2 separate regions of the Mus musculus genome follow, and region 1 is linked to region 2. Evidence: chromatin loops called from intact Hi-C (ENCODE). Cell type or tissue: heart. All regions are shown on one strand.

What was found. Hi-C counts contacts between places; a loop is a spot of excess contacts. Peaks named below come from ENCODE experiments on the same cell type or tissue, not always from the same donor. Only the 100,000 strongest peaks of a DNase experiment are listed, where the experiment ranks them.
Region 1: a loop joins it to region 2, with 2.3 times the contacts of the local background. A loop is called at or near these places in 10 of 42 quality-filtered maps.

The regions. Positions count from the first base shown.
Region 1 is chr2:173,409,631-173,417,630 of GRCm38, reverse strand. No RefSeq gene overlaps it. Among named protein-coding and RNA genes, the nearest start is that of Gm14642, 19 kb to the right of the region's middle. In heart, a CTCF peak has its summit at 509 (motif pointing right); a DNase peak (open chromatin) is centred at 3,500; H3K27ac peaks cover 143 bases; H3K27me3 peaks cover 1,859 bases.
Region 2 is chr2:173,225,999-173,233,998 of GRCm38, reverse strand. It overlaps Pmepa1 (prostate transmembrane protein, androgen induced 1), which reads left to right. Exons shown (of 4, transcript NM_022995.3): 3 at 5,373-5,423; 4 at 5,656-8,000. The coding sequence ends at 6,177. Among named protein-coding and RNA genes, the nearest start is that of Zbp1, 11 kb to the right of the region's middle. In heart, CTCF peaks have their summits at 1,093, 4,059 and 4,267 (motif pointing left); DNase peaks (open chromatin) are centred at 3,947, 4,268 and 7,018; H3K27ac peaks cover 569 bases.

The DNA of each region.
Region 1 (8,000 bases), 180 kb before region 2:
TCCGTGAGCCCCTGTGTACCCAGCTTAATAGTTTCTGTGGGGTCTCTTGTGGTGTCCTTGACCCTTCTGGCTCCTACCCTCCTTCCTCCATTCTTCCACAGGATTCCCCAAGCTCTGCCAATGTTTGGCTGTGGGTCTCTGCATCTGTTTCCATCAGCTGTTGGTAAAGCCTTTCTGATGACATCTATGCTAGGCTCTGTCTGCAAGCACAGCAGAGCATCATCATCATAAGCAGGGTCAGAGGTGGGCTTCCTCTCATGGCCTGGGTCTCAAGCTGGACCAGACTCAGGGTCAGAGGTGGGCTCCCTCCATTCATTTGCCTACAAATTTCATGATGCCATTGCTTTTAACAGCTTAGTACTACTCCATTGTGTAAATGAGGCACATTTTCTTTACCCACTCCCTGATAATATTTTATTTTTTTAAAATTTTGTGTGTGTGTGTGTGTGTGTGTGTGTGTGAATGCATGTCAGTGTGGGTGCCTGCAGTGACCAGAAGAGGGCACCAGATCCCTGCCTATGCTTACACCACAAGGGCCTGCAGCAGCCATGGAAACACACAGAGCCTCAGCAGAGGCCTTCCACCCCCCTCAGCCCTTCTAGGAAGCGTAGCTGTTGGTGTGTGTGATCTGTGCCACTCACAAGCTAACTTCAGCATTCAACACCATCACTAACTCTCAGTGTCTGTGAGTGGATTTAAGATATAAAGGAAATACCGGGTCGGGAACCTCAGTGGTGGTGCCCGGGACACCTGGGCTCTGTCTGTGGGAACCAGGTTCACACCAAATGATATCAACCTCCTGTCTGAGATATCCTCTGCAGGTGGGAGGCCAGGCTACTCTCTCCCCCCGCCCGCTGCCCTCAGCCAAAGCCCCTTATATTCCTTACCCTCTGGGCCACCACTAGGGACTTCCTGGCACTGGGGATAGTCACTGAGAGGCTTGGAGAGGCTGAGGGGCAGCCATGCCTTGTCAGCCAGCCAAGCCCCTCCATTTTTCTGATGGGTAGTCTGGAAAGCCGTGTGTTGTTATGTTGTGCGTTATGGGTGGACATAGCCTACCAGCTCCTTGGGAAAGACAGACTTCAGGGAACCAACCACCTGTTTCAAGTGGCAACTTCCCTTGAATCTCTGACTCGGGAGAGGTCCAGTTAGCTGGGAAATTGTCCATAGACTGGGCCAGGCCTTTGTAAGGCAGGAGTGTCTCCTTCTCCACCCTTCTCCCTTTCTCCTCCCCCTCCTCCTCTTCCTCCTCTTCCTCTTCTTCCTCCTCCTCCTCCTCCTTCTCCTCCTCCTCTTCCTCCTCCTGCTCCTCCTCCTCTCCCTCCTCCTCCTCCTCCTCTTCCTCCTCCTCCTCCTCCTGCTCCTCCTCCTCTCCCTCCTCCTCCTCCTCCTCCTCTTCCTCCTCCTCCTCTTCCTCCTCCTCCTCCTCCTCCTCTTCCTCCTCCTCCTCCTCCCCCTCCTCCTCCTCCTCCGACTCGGGTTTCAGGCCCACTCCAGCGGTAAGTCACCCAGAATTTCCTGAGGCTGTTGTTGCTTCAGATTAAGGGTTAGAGACACAGGGAGCTGTCATGGAAGCAGTCCACGGTGCTACAAAATGACTCCCGGTTTATTCTGTGCTTTGGAGGCAGCAGGGGCATTGCCCCAGCAGGGCTGTTGATGTTTGGCTCATGAAATTCTTATGCTTGCTCGTCACCAAAGCAGCAAGCAACTCTGAGCTCTGACCCACTTAAGAAACTGAAGCAGGCTGGGCGGCGGCGGCGGCGGCGGCGCATGCCTTTAATGCCAGCATTTGGGAAGCAGAGGCAGGTGGATCTCTGTGAGTTCGAGGCCAGCCTGGTCTATAGAGCAAGTTCCAGGACAGTCAGAGCTACACGGAGAAACCCTGACTCAGGAGAGTGGGGGCAGGGAGAAGAAGCATCAGAGTGGCTGGGATGGTCCCAGAGTCCCTGGTCCCTGGGTGAGGTGGCCCGAACCCTCTTACAGTTTGGAGGAAGTGACTCGTGTTTCCATGGTGAACTTTGTTAGTGTTTCTAAAGGAGTGGGGAGTGCATCCCCTCAGCAAGAGAGCTCAGAGGACTGGTACTTATGGGAAGAACTAAGTACTCCGAGCTGGTTCAGCAGAGCCACTTGGTGCGCTGGAAAGTTGTGCCCAGATGCATGGCTCCACGCTGAACAAAAGGAGGAAGAGAAAGACAGTTGAGCCCCAGCATCCATCTCCTTCTGCTTACTGACCTACAAAGCTGTAGACAAGCAACCTCACATGTGTCCACTGCCTCCACAAAATAGCTCACAGCCTCACCAGCCACGCCTTCCCCACCCCAAATCCTTCAGGCCCCTGAGTTGCTGCTTGCTGACTATTTGGTCTTAGCAGGGAGAGAAATGTAAGTAAGACCTGGGAAGCAGCTATGCTTTTGGCTACTGGGATGACCTGGAGAAACGGAGTCCCCTCTGGACCGCAGCTTCTTCACATTGGAAGCCAAGCATCAGATCAAAGACAGCGTTGGCTGACGCTTGACGATGGCTGCCCACCTCACTAGCTGGAAGGTTTACGGAGACACAGGAGCAATTTTAAAACTTTTAAATATCTTTTTTTCTATAGGGCCGCCTTCCATTTTTGGTTTCTGACCCCCAGCTGTAACTCAAGTGAGGGAGGGCTTTCTGTTTTGTTTGGTTGATTTTTGTGCTTCCCCCTTTCCTCCATCCTTTTGGGTGCTTTGAGTGGTTAAGGAAGCATCCTAAATAAATCATGGTGCCAGAAGATTCAGGTCCTGCGGGTGACCCTAGTGTAATTAGCTTTTGAGAAACAGTGGCTGCGTGTGTGAGATTTGATCCAAGGAGGACCCTGACATCTTAGTGTCAGGACTCCTGTCCAAGGCTTGGGCTTGGTGACTTTAGCATTAGCTCACACACTGTCTGGAGATATACCCTGAACATCTGTGAGCAGAGGTGAGCTGTGAGCCTCCAGTGACCAGGTCAGGAGACACAGCCTGAGCACCCAACGTGATCTCTCACAGCCCTTACAAATGACCCCGCTGCCTGTGCCACCTTGAGTCTCTCTCCTTTTAAAACTTGATATTTTATGAGAGACACCACACACCAACAGACTGGCTCTGTGCTGTGACTGTCAATCACACTGCCTGGCCCTGCCTCTGCCCACCCTGCTGAGTGCTTATTGTCCCTTGGAAAGCATTGCAATATACAATAAGGCATAGCTATTCTGTGTGGGCACCCTGGTCCCCTGGCCCCCTGGCCTGGTGGCTTCCTGAGGAACCACTCCCTCAAAGACCACTGTTTTGCATTCCTTCAACGCTGAGGAAGAAGGATGGCCACAGTCCATCTCGGGGGGTAGCTTCCTTTCTTCTCCCCACCTCCATGATCTTGGCTGCAGTTCCCAGCAGCCGCCTTCATGGCAGGAGGCCACTATGTTCCTACCCTGTCTAGACAGCCAGTGTGCCAGCCATTGCCGGGCTGACCCGGCTGTCTGTGCATGCACGTGTACATGGCTGTTAATTACCCCAGAATGTCTGCCCCAGCTGCCGCTGGAGAAATGTAGGTCATCCGGGTACAGCGGCGACCACGACTGGCAGCAGCGGCGTGCACCAGGGATCAGGGTCACCGTGGCCAGGGATCTGGCCTGCCCGGGGCCAAGGTGCCTGATCACAGGCATTTCAACCATGTCCCGTGGCTGTTTCTTGTGCATACTTCACAGTATTTTGCACATTTTCAGCCTGAGGCAAGTGGCTTTTCTGGAGCAAAGACTAGCACAGTGCGGCCTTGTGCATCTTAAATACAACCTTTCCTGTAGCCTTCTTCCACGGAGCTGGAGCCTTCTATGAAGCAATTTCCCTGGAAATGGTCAGTTCCCTGCTGCAGCCACCTTAGCAGGAAGCCCCGGATCACACAGCAGCCAACGCAATCTCCTCGTACACTCACGGGTGGGGAAGCCAAGGTTCAGAGATGCTGCACAGCTCCCCACAGTAACAAGTGCCTTACACCGGCCTCCTTGCCTGTGTGGTAAAATCTCTCTGTTAGTTCCCTGGTGTCTCATGCATGCTTGCTCCAAGTTTACAGATGGGAGAACTGAGGGCCTAAGGGGCCAATCACAAAGCAAAAATGATTCAAGCCAGGACTGTCTACGTGAGATGAGCTAAAATCTGCACAGCGGGGTCAGAGTCCAATGCTGGTTTGGATAAATCATTTGTGCTTAGAAAATAGGAACTAATAACTGAGGTTTGTTGTGGCTGCAGAGACCCCTCAGCAAGAAAGCGTGGCCAGGCCAAGAGGTGGCTCCAGGCAGTCTCTGAAAGCCAGGACTGCCGTTTCCAAGATACTGACCAGCATGCAGCCTCCCTCTGCCCACCTTGCCCCGAGTTAAAGAGAAAAAGATCAAGGGCCAGAGAAATAGTTCATCAGGTAGACAGGGTCGCTATGTGAGCCCTCGGGACCCATGTGAAGGAAGAGGGAAAAACCAGTCCTGACCCCCACATGTGCAGTATAGATGCCGGTACTCATATATCACATGCTGATGCTGACGACGACGGTGGCGGCGGCCATGATGATGATGATGGTGGTGATGATGAAGATGATGGTGATGATGATGATGGTGATGATTGTGATGAAGACTGGTGGTTGGTGACAATGACAATGATGACTATAATGACGACGACGACGATGATGATGATGATGACAATGATGACGATGACGAAACAATAAAAAGTTTTAAAACTCAGGTGGAGGCCATCACTCGGTAGGTAGATTGTTACCTAATGGGAAGCCCTTGGTGTGAGCCTCAATACCACATGAACTAGGGATAATGACACTTGCCTGCCATTCCAGTAGCTAAGAGATAAAAGGACCAGAAGTTTGAAGTCATGCTTGGCTTCACAATGAGTTGGAGGCCAGTCTGGGCTACACAAGACCCTGTGGTATAATCAGAAAGAGTCTCCTAGCTAGCTACCTTGAAAGACTTGTCCTCGGAACATGGCTTTTGTCTGGACGCCTGACAGTAATGACTGTTTGTAAACTGGTCACTTGCAGAAAGATTGGGGGGTGGGCGGGGGAGATGACAAGGTTGTGGCCCTGACTCCAGGTGGTGTAGGGGAGGGGTGGCAAGGAGGCCGGGTCAGGCTGCACCTCCAATAGTGTGCTATACATATGTTAAAATTCACAGGGGCTGGGGACATGGCTCAGAGGTAAAGTTTTGTTGCCTGAGCATGGACTCGGAGTCTCAGGACCTTATGAGCGGCACAGGGGCACACACAAGCAACTCCAGCATCGGGGGCGCTGGAGAGAGGATGTTTGAGTTACTGTTCTACTGCTGTAATAAGCATGACCAAGGCAACTTGCAGAAGGAGGGGTTTGTTAGGCCTCCGGTTCCAGAAGGTCAAGCGTCTATCACCATCGCAGGGGAGCCGCAGAGGAAGCAAAGATGGCGTCTGGAGCAGTGATCTGAGAGCACCCGTCTGAACTCTAGCACAAGTAGAGTGAGGGAGCCTGGAATGGCTTTGAAACCCTAAAGTCCACCCCCAGCAATATCCTGTAGCAAGGCTGGGTACACCCTGAGCCTCCCCAGACAGCACCACCAACTGGGGACCAAGTGTTCAAGACCTAAGACTGTGGTGGGCCTCTCATTCAAACCTTTACATAGGCCTAATCCCTGCAGCTCATGGAGTAGCCATTCTAGCCAAAATGGCTAGCTGAAGATTCAGTGAAAAGCCCTATATCAAAAATATGAGATCGATAGGAATTGAAGAAAACATCCGAGGCTGGCTTCCAGCCTCTGAGTGTGCATGCTCACACAGGCACACACACATGCACACACACATGCACACACACATGCACACATACATACACTCACACATACACATACACTCACACATGGAGGGAGGGAGAGAAGGAGGGAGGGAGGGAATCCTTGGGCACCCACATGTTCACCTTCTATTCTGTGGGGCTAAGCTGTATTTGTGCCTGTCTGCTCTCTCTGTGGCAGGCTGTGTTTTAAGAGGACACTTACTCAAGGGTGTCTTTGTGACCATAAGATGTTCCAGACACAAAGAGAATTTGCCCTTGACTTTTGGTGGATGTTTTAATAAGAACATGGTATCCTGGAAGGACTGGGCCAAGAGATGCCAACAACTGGGGGATGCTTCCACCTTAGGTGATGGGAGACTTAACACTGGCCTCAGCTTGCCTTTCAGCCCAATGCCTGCAAATCACATGGCCGCCTGAGCCTCTGAGCCCCTGCTGTTATTAGTCTCCCCATTTTTCTGTGGGAGTACATGAGGCTCAAAGAGAGCCCTGTGCCATCTCTAGAGCCACCTGGTTTGGAAACAGCAGAAAGCAGGTCGTGAACTTGTAACCCCAGTGCAGAAGCATCTTCCCCAAGGACCGGGCCTCTAAGTTCTTCTTATAGCAACTGGGATGGGGATGAGTGTGGGGTGCAACTGCCCCCTTTACAGAGGGCTTGCCCTGTGTGGGAAACAGCCTGCAAATGCAGAGGTCCAGGGAACCCCAGAAACGCAGCCTCCTGTCTGGTTCATATGTCCAGCCCAACTGCTCCCAACTTCTCTCTCCATCCACCAGAGCAAGTGACACTTGTCTTAGAGCGTCTCTAGGACAGCTCCCTGTTCTGACACCTATAGAAAGGCAAGAGGGGTGGCAGCCAGAAGTCACCATCTGGCATCCTACAAGCCTGCAAGGAAAGCCAGCCCCAGCTGAGATTAGGACCAGATTATGTTTGAACTTGAACCGTGGTTCCTTCTCATGGTCTTTGAGGACCATCTGGAGAAAGCCAAGAAGGAGAGAGGAGACACAAAAGGCTACACACACCATCGCACACGGAGCCAAGGCTCAGCAGGTGCTATGTTCCATGCATAGCTGTTGAACTGCTGGGCACCACACTAGGACTTGCCTGGGAGGAAGGAGTTGTGTGGGGGGCTACTGGGATCTATAGGCCCGAGAGCAGCTAGAGTCAAGCTCTTGGAAGCCTGACAAAAGTGTCCTCGTGGCTCACACTCTGTACAGTGCTTTGTCACCTCTTCACAGAGTGAAACGTGACTTGTGTGGGTCACCTCACCTTAACGGTGAGTCACACCTGGTTCTAGTCTCTTGTGACTATCCCTCAAGGGGCAGAAAGTCCACGAGACGGTCATTTTTAACCCTTTTACTGATGGGACTGAAGAGACTCAGTGAAGAACCCCTCGTGATGCTTCTGGGCTGCTCTGCAAAGCCTGTGCCCACTCAACCCAACCTGCCATTGGGTTGGGTTGAATCCCATTGGTAGTGTCTTTCTGACCTGGAGCTTGGCTCTGGCAGGTGCTGTCTGACCCTGTGACCACTCGGACAGACTCAGTCTTGGCATTAGTGGGAGCATTTGCACACAACTCCGTTGCCAGTTTGCAGGCCATGCTGTTTCTGGGGCCATAATTTCATTTTTAACTAATAAGGATGTTAAGATCTGCCTCATGGGCTACAGAGGTCAGCAGCAGGTGCAAAGGCCCTGAGGTAGCTTTTGGTTCTGAAAAATGAACTAAAAGGAGCTGCACACATGCACACACATGCACACACTTGAACACACACACAAACATATACAAACACAAATATGCATGCACACACACAAACTTGTAACACACATGCACATACACACATACATTCTCTGTCTCTGTCTCTGTCTCTTTCACACACACACACACACACACACACACACACACACACACACACACACACATAGTTTCTAGCTCCTGTGGATTCAGGGTAGGTCTACCTGCCTCATCTCCTAGGGATTTAGAAGCCCAGAGTGCGTAGATCTCAGATCTCAATTGATCGGCCTCCTGGGTGAGCTGTCTGACACAGAAAATGTGTCTGTGAAAACCCAACGATGCCGGAAGATGCCCTTCAGGTGCCTGGGCTGACCCGGGGAAACCACAGACAGCAAGCTGTTGAAAGGAGACAGGAAGCCACTCCGTAGAGACACCCCCACCCCCACCCCAGCTGCTGACAGG
Region 2 (8,000 bases):
GAGGGAGCAGGAAGTGTCAGGTATGATTCTGTGGGCTCCCCAGAGGAACCCCACTATGTGAGGCGGAGCTGGGAGCTGTCTTAATCTCCATAGCTAGGGGCTGAGTGGGTACCGGTTTGGGGGAGCAAGGAGGTGGAAGACAATTCAGGGGAGACAGCTAGGCTATGTGGTGGCAGGTCAGGCCTCCTAAGGCCATTGAGAAGCCAGGTGAGACAGAGTGAAGAAAGGCAGCTGCTGCTTAACGGAGTGTCCACCAGGACAGAGGGGTAGGAAAGATGCCCCCTTGGGGCTGTGATCTAGATGGAAGGAGGTGACAATCCTACCCTCTCGCCAACAGGCCACTAGCACTTGGGCCATGTAGTCTTGGGAGTGCCATGGGAGGCCATGAAGCAACCGGACACTGAGGCCTCTCCCATGGCCTGAGCCCCATCTGGCTCCTCAGGTGTGATGAGCCAGCACAGGGTGCCTCCTGGGCAGTCCAGGCTTGACATAGTCTCTGGCTGGAAGGCTTGACATAGTGAGCTTGCTGTCTCCGCATGACGCCTCCCCCGCCAGCTCTCTGCTGGGTGCTCTCTGTGTGCCCAAACTCCCCAGCTTTGGGGGAAGCTAAGCATGAGAGGTGCAGGAGAGCGTCCTTGAGCTTTATACAGAGCCCCGACACTCTTAAGAGGGAGGGAAGACCAAACCTAGCCAGCCTGGGGATCAGAGTTCAGTGTCCTGGGGCTCAGCCACCCTCAGAGCCCAAGAGGCAAGCATTCCCATGTCTGCTGGGCCTCTTGTTAGCCTAAGTGAGACTGTGTAACTAGTCCCAGCTCACTTACATCCTTCCAGGGACACTCAGTCGCCTGGAGTAACTTAATGTACCCAGAGGACTGCTTGGTCTCTATGCAAACAAGCAAGGGTTTTACACGCACACGCACACTCACGGACATACATGCCAAGCCAAGCTGGGGATCCTAAAACTGCCCTCTGTCACTGAGGGACAGTCACTGCTCCAGAGGGAATCATCCTAGCTGACATTATAAGCGTGTGTTTCGGACGCTTTGGCGCTGTGAGCATCAGGGACTACCTGGGACCCAACAGCGCCCTCTCTGGACTCCAGAGTCAGTGCCTGGGTAGTCATCTCCTGTGGGTAGGACTTGCCCCTCCTGACTGTGACATCAGGCCCCTTTGGGAAGCTCTGTCCTGCCCTCAGGTGTTCACAGTCAGCAGCAGTGGGGTGAAGGGAGGCATAGTCGTTAGCCTGAGATGGAAGAAGCTGGCACATACACAACCCTGTCTCCTGGATGGCTCAGCAGGTGCAGAGAGGATGGGGTGAGCAGAGCCATGCCGGGCGCAGTGCCCCAGTTTTGGGAGGAGGGGTGTCCCGGGCTGGCAGAGGCTCCTAAGTCTAAGGGCTAAGCCAAGACAGAACTGGCTATAGCCCGAGAAGCAGGGCTGTTCCTGGCAGGTTTGGGCATCTCCGCTTGCGTCAGGACCAGTTTCAGTGCGTCACCAGTTCATCAGGGCAGGAGCCGTGACAGAGACACCAGGACTCCTGACTGAGGCTCAGGACACAGCCTGAGGACAAAGCCGGCACCTGCTGTATAGGAATCCTGCCTGTTATGCCCTGGCTCACCTGGCTCGTTTGTTATCTCTGTTACCTAGCAATAGGCACTGCCAGCTGCCTAGCCGGTGTTCTTCACACAGCACCAGCCATGAGTGACGTCCGTCCGGGGCTCACTCCCTCACAGAGGAGTAACTAGGGCTCAGAGAGGTGGGTGGGGCACTCGCCCAAGGCTGAGCAGCTTTCCAGGCGGTGCTAGTGAAGATCCCGTAGCCCACTGTGGGGTGTGGCGAGCGGAGAGCGTGGGGTGTGAGAACAGAGGCTCTGGGTACAGATGGCAGAGAGTGTGGCTCATTCCACACGTACACCTGAGCTTAGCTGCTGCTGTAACAGACAGGACCCGGGACGACTCCCCAGACACTCAAAGAGAGCCTCTCCTCACTGTCTCTCCTGTACCACCTGGCTAGATAAACAGGGGACCCAGGGGAGACCTGGAACAGAAGGTGACAGTTCCCCTGGGACCCCCTCTCTTTCCGACACAGCGCATCTGAGGTGTCTCCAGGCCTTGTGTCCTCCCAGAGAGACCTAGATACAGCTGTTGTCTGCCTGGGCTCAGTGTGCCACACTAGGCTCGCTGGCCTACCCGGCGCCTTGCCCCTTGGCTGTCTCTGGTAATTGGGGTGAGGGCTCCCCTCCTACTTATGTGAGTAGGCCACAGATCCATCTCCAAGCACCTCCCTGAGGATCACCTCTCCTCAGACCTGGTACAGGAGGAGCAGGTGGGCCTGTCTGGTTGAAGCCAGGTCTCAGCTTCACCGTGCCCTACTGTGTCACACTGGCCAAGTCGTGTCCTCCCCCTCCCCGCCCCCATCTCTCCATCTCTCTGATGCTTTTTCCACATGATAAACAGTAAGAAGGGTGATCGGCATGAGGATCAGGTGCAGGGAAGGACCCGCAAGCCCACTCCTCGGCATCTACCAATCCAGTGTTCATTGAGACAGTCGGCTCCTACCTCCACACAGCCTGTGTCACCCCTGAGGAGTGTGGTTTGTCAGTGAGTCACCTCAGGCCAGGAGCTCAGCTAGGGTCTGAGATGGATCCATGCTTTATATTCTGATCAACCCTTGGCCTAAGTCTCCTGCTCCCCGTGGAAGCACTGCCTGCCGCGAGTCCTCGTTCTGAGGCCAAAGGCAAAAATCTACAGTAAAACCAGATGCAGGGGTCAGCCAGAGCAGAAGCTCAAGCGTGCATCCAGCTTCAGAGGGGTCCAGACCTTTCTCACCCTGGGGCAGGGAGGGCCTCAGCTCTCCACCTGCCAGATGTTTGCTCTACAGAATTTGATGGTGACCGCTTGTCCACAGGAAGGGAATGATTGTCACTGTGGAGTTGAGGGGACAGTCAGAGCCGTGTCTGGAAGCTGACCAAAGGGACTTTCCAAGCAGGTAGTAGCTCTCAGTCTAGAATTGCAGCCAGGAGGGCGTCATCAGGCCTCAACAGAGTGGCCTGACCCAAGGGCTGTGTGCCTGGGTTTATAAATAAAGTTTTATTGGCACACAACCATGCCTGTTAGTGTTTATGAGCTATTAGGATTTAACAAAAACTCCTCCCACCCAGTATAATGTTTTTAGTTATTCTTTGATAGTTCATGTATACAAAAACTTTTATTCTGACCCTTTGTAGAAATGGCTGGCAGACTCCTGCTGTGGGGGAGGTCCAGAGGGAGAGGCCGTGGAGAAGTCGAGTGGAACTCAGGCATCCTAATGGAGAAGAGGATCACATAACAGGAGCCAGCAGCACCCCAGACAGTGTGGAAGGAGCAAGAAGGAGCCCCAAAGCCATCGTAGGGCAAGCAACACAGTTCTAGAAGGACGGGAGGGGCTGTCCTCACTGCTGACTAGGGCTGGCAGCATTGGCTATGGGGTTGGACCCTGCCTTTCGCCTCCCCTCAGCGGCTGCCTGAAGTCCCAGGGTTAGGGAACATCAGGAGACAGTTATGTGATAATCGATTGCTGTAACTTAAGCATATGCTGTGACCCACACTAGACTCTAGGCACAGGGGATATTGCAGCTTTGCAGACAGAGTGAGCCATGTAGACAGGGTATCATGAGCAGAAATGAGGCCGTGTGTAGGAAGGAAAAGGGCTGGCGTTCTCCGTTGCTCGTCTGTGGCTGTGATAAAACCTGGTGGCCAAAGGCAGTTTGTTTGAGGAAGGGGTTATTTCAGCTTACACTTCCAGGTCACACAGTTCATCACTGAAGGAAGTAGGAGAGCTGTGAGGTTTGCTGGGCTAGCAATGGGTGGATAGCAGATTTGGGAGAGGATGTGGGTAGGAAGGAGTAGGCCCTGTGGGAAGGGGCAAGCCAGAGCAGAGGCAGGCCCCTCTGGTGCAGCATATGAGGCCTCTTGGCGCCTCCTTGTGGACCCCACCAGCTCCTCCTGCGGAAGCCACGCCTTCCTTAGTGTATACTTGACTGACATGTCTGCAAGGCCGGGATAGAGGGCAGCTTAGGTCTTCACCGTACAACAGGCAGAGGTGCCCAAGCAAGGTAGACTGAGTGGCTGTGTATGGGAGGAGATCTGGGGGAGGGAGGCTCCAGTCGGTGGGATGCAGACACCAGGAGACACCTGTGTGTCTGGATCGTATGTTTTTAGGGCAGCCAGGGCCATTCACTGTATCAGAGAGAGAATCTCCACCTGCAAGTGCAAGCCCCAGCACCGCCTAGTGGCCACTGCGTGAACTGCAGTTCTCTGCAGCTTGGGGAGGAACTTGTCTGAACTCACAGAGGTGGCAGCCCGCTGTAGTTCAGAGTGGTAGGAAGATGTATTCTCATCTGGATTGTGGTGATGGGATGTTTACTTGACCACATTGTAGGCTCCAAGTGTTTGAGAGTTTTATTTCTGTAGGTACAACGGAATAAAGCCAAAATTAAGGCGGCTTTTCCGCAGGCTGGCAGTTACACTAGAACCATTCAGGACAGCTCAGAGCTACTGACCCTAGCAAGGACACTCCCTCTCCTGGGAGAGTTTGCGCCCTTCCTGGGACTCCCACTGCTGAGGACGGGAGCCTCATGAGTGACAGCCATCACACAAATGATTCCATATCTGTTTATTGATAATAAAGATGTGAGAAACTCTAAATTATAGAGTCTGTAGGGACCCATACACTGAACATCAACAAAGAACCGGTCCCACCAAGGAGTGTCCAGTCCAAAGGCCTGAGGCACACAGGCTTAACATGCTGAGACACGTCAGACCTGGCTTCTGTGTGTGTGTGTGGGGGGGGGGGTATGTGGTACCTGTTTCTTTCTGATGTCCCCCGAGGGTCATCTAGATTGTGACATTCAACATTAAATTCACTAACTTCTCCAGCCAAGCATATGTGTCTACATGTTCAGTTGCTGAACCTGTGAGGTCAATGTTCAGCATTTTGGGCACGATCATGCCGGGAGCAAGCAGTCGTGGTAGAGACGGGAGGCAGGCAGGCAGGCAGGCAGGCCGGCCATACTGGGCTTCCTTAAAGCCAAGTAACTCAGCTCTAATGCCCAGGTAAGCTGTCTGCAGGCTTTGGGAGGGGGGTGCCCCACAGATCAGATACGTGCCTTGGAAAGCCTACAGACAAGACAGCAACAGGAGCCGAGGGAGGAGCCAGCAGCAACAGTGTGGCCTTGCCTCTGACCATGCATGCAGATGGGGTAAGGTTGGAGGATGAGAAATGCATGCGCCCAAGACTTCACTCCAGGACGACAAGTTCAAATCTAGGATAGGTGGCGTCTCCTGTCACCAGCCCTGTCCACTGCTGACCCTGTGTCCTTTTCCATCCTACAGGAAGGATGCCTCTGGCCCTCAGAGAGTACGGTGTCAGGTGGAATGCCGGAGGTAAGACCAAGTCATGCCTCCCTCTCCCCCTCCCGCCCACCACTCACTGGACAGGCCTTGTCCAGGAACTCCCTGAGTCCAGGAGGCCCCCTGTAGTGCAGACCTGTTTCTAGGGGCTTCCGGGGAGTCACGGCCACCCCTCCTGAGCCCACATAACTCAGTCTCTGAATCTGGGGGAATCCAACCTCAGTCTGCCTCCCTCCCTAACTCTGCTCTACCCCCCTCCCTCCAGCCACAGGTCTATGCCCCGCCTCGGCCCACTGACCGACTCGCTGTGCCCCCCTTCATCCAGCGGAGCCGATTCCAACCCACCTACCCCTACCTGCAGCACGAAATTGCCCTGCCACCCACCATCTCACTGTCTGATGGGGAGGAGCCCCCACCCTACCAGGGCCCCTGCACCCTCCAGCTACGGGACCCTGAGCAACAGCTGGAGCTGAACCGGGAATCTGTGCGCGCACCCCCTAACCGGACCATCTTCGACAGTGACCTTATAGACAGCACCATGCTGGGGGGCCCCTGTCCCCCCAGCAGTAACTCGGGCATCAGCGCCACCTGCTACAGCAGCGGTGGGCGCATGGAGGGGCCGCCCCCCACCTACAGCGAGGTCATTGGCCACTACCCTGGCTCCTCCTTCCAGCACCAGCAAAGTAACGGGCCATCCTCCCTGCTAGAGGGGACCCGGCTCCATCACTCGCACATTGCCCCACTGGAGAACAAGGAGAAGGAGAAACAGAAAGGTCACCCCCTCTAGGAGTGGGGGCCGGGGCGCCTGTAGGCAAAACCGCAAAAAAAAAAGAAAGGAAAAAAAAACACTCCGCACTTCTTAAGAGAGAAGAGAGAGGAAGTCAGGGGACACACAGGCTGAGTGGCCGTGTGGTAGTTCTCCTGTCTGTGTATAAATATTTACATGTTCTGTGTGGTCTGAATGCAGAAGCTCAAAAAGCTTGCAAAAAAGAAAAAAGAAAATGTTTCTTTGTTGAGCCGTGTCTTGAAGGCAAAAGAGAAAATGCTCTACTAGTCTTTCCTTCATTGTTCTTAGTTGAGCTCTGTGCGTGAATGCTTAATTTCTTTTGTTTATGACGGTTTTACTTAACTTTAAAGACATATTTGCACAAAACCTTTGTTTAAGATCTGCAATATTATATATATAAATATATATATAAAATAAGAGAACTCTGTATGTGGGAGAGCAGGAGTATTTTTGTATTAGAAGAGGCCTATTCAAAAAAAAAAAAGTTGTTTTCTGAACTAGAAGAGAAAAAAAATGGCAATTTTTTGAGTGCCAACTCCGAAAGTGTGTATTACCTTGTAAAGAAAAAAAAAACCTACAAAGCAGGGGTTTAGAGCTATTTATATAAATGCTGCGATTTTGCACTATTTTTTAATATAATATATCAGTGCTTGTTTGATGGAAACTTCTAGAGAGTGTGTTGAGACTTGGAGAAATGTTGAGTTTAAGTCTGAACAGAGCAGCAGGGGTGTGTCCCTCCACCCCCTGGGTCTCAGAGGGCCCCCACTGTGCAGGAAAGCCAGGCTCCCCCAGGGCCACACAGCATGCCGCCTGCAAGCCAATGGATGCTTCTGTCCAGACAGGCTGTGAACAGTTACACATTCCCTGCCGAAGGGGACCCGTGATGTGTCGTCCCTCTGGGTTACAGCTGAGTCAGGACCGTCTCCCCCGCACCGCCCCCCAACAGAGGCATCCAATTCCAGATGCCTTTCCCAATATGAAAATAAACTGTTACCGAAGGAATCTTAGTTTTTTTTTTTTTCTTCCTCTTTAAAACACAAAAACTATGAAGGTTCAGTGTTTGGGGGCAAGGTGCATCCCCAAAGCCAAAGCAGTCCCCGAATTTGGTGCCAGGTGGATACAGCAGCTGGCTTCATGCAGAAGCGGGTTAGACTCCAGTGTCCCAAGGCTGGGATCTACGCAGTTCCACCCTGGCATGTAGGAACGGCCCAGGGTGATGGCTGCTTGACCTCTGACCATGTGTTTCCCTCAATATTGATTTTCACTTCAAGAAGCCAATTAAGAGTCAGCCCAAGATTGAAAGGGACAAGCCCAAGTGTTCCCCCAGGAAGCCCAAAGGGGTTAGGAAAGACTGCCAGCACCAGCGGCCCGTCCCTCCATCCCTCCGCCTCCAGCGTAACTTTCCTTCTCCTCCTGGACTCTCCCCTCCGACCCGGAAAGAGTTGTATTAGATGTGGTCATCTGATCATCATTATCACACGTTAGCGGGACTGGGGTCTCATTTCCCAGCATGTAATTAGTATGTAGGATGCTGGGACCCCTAGAGGGCTTGCTGTTGTGTCTTCTGTGAATACAAGAGAAAGCGGGGTGAGTGTGTAGTGAGATCTCTTAGGGTTCAGCAGCAGCAGAGGTATCAGGAGCAGAGGTGAGTCTGCTGGAATCCCTGGAGTGACCCCGCCACCCCTCCCCATCCACAGGGCGGTCCTATTTCCTGCCGAAAACGTTATCATGTAAATGAGAGACGGTAACCTGGACACAGCACCTTTTTATTACTTGAAAACCTTTTGGAGGTCAGGCCACCATGCCTGCTTATACACATACAG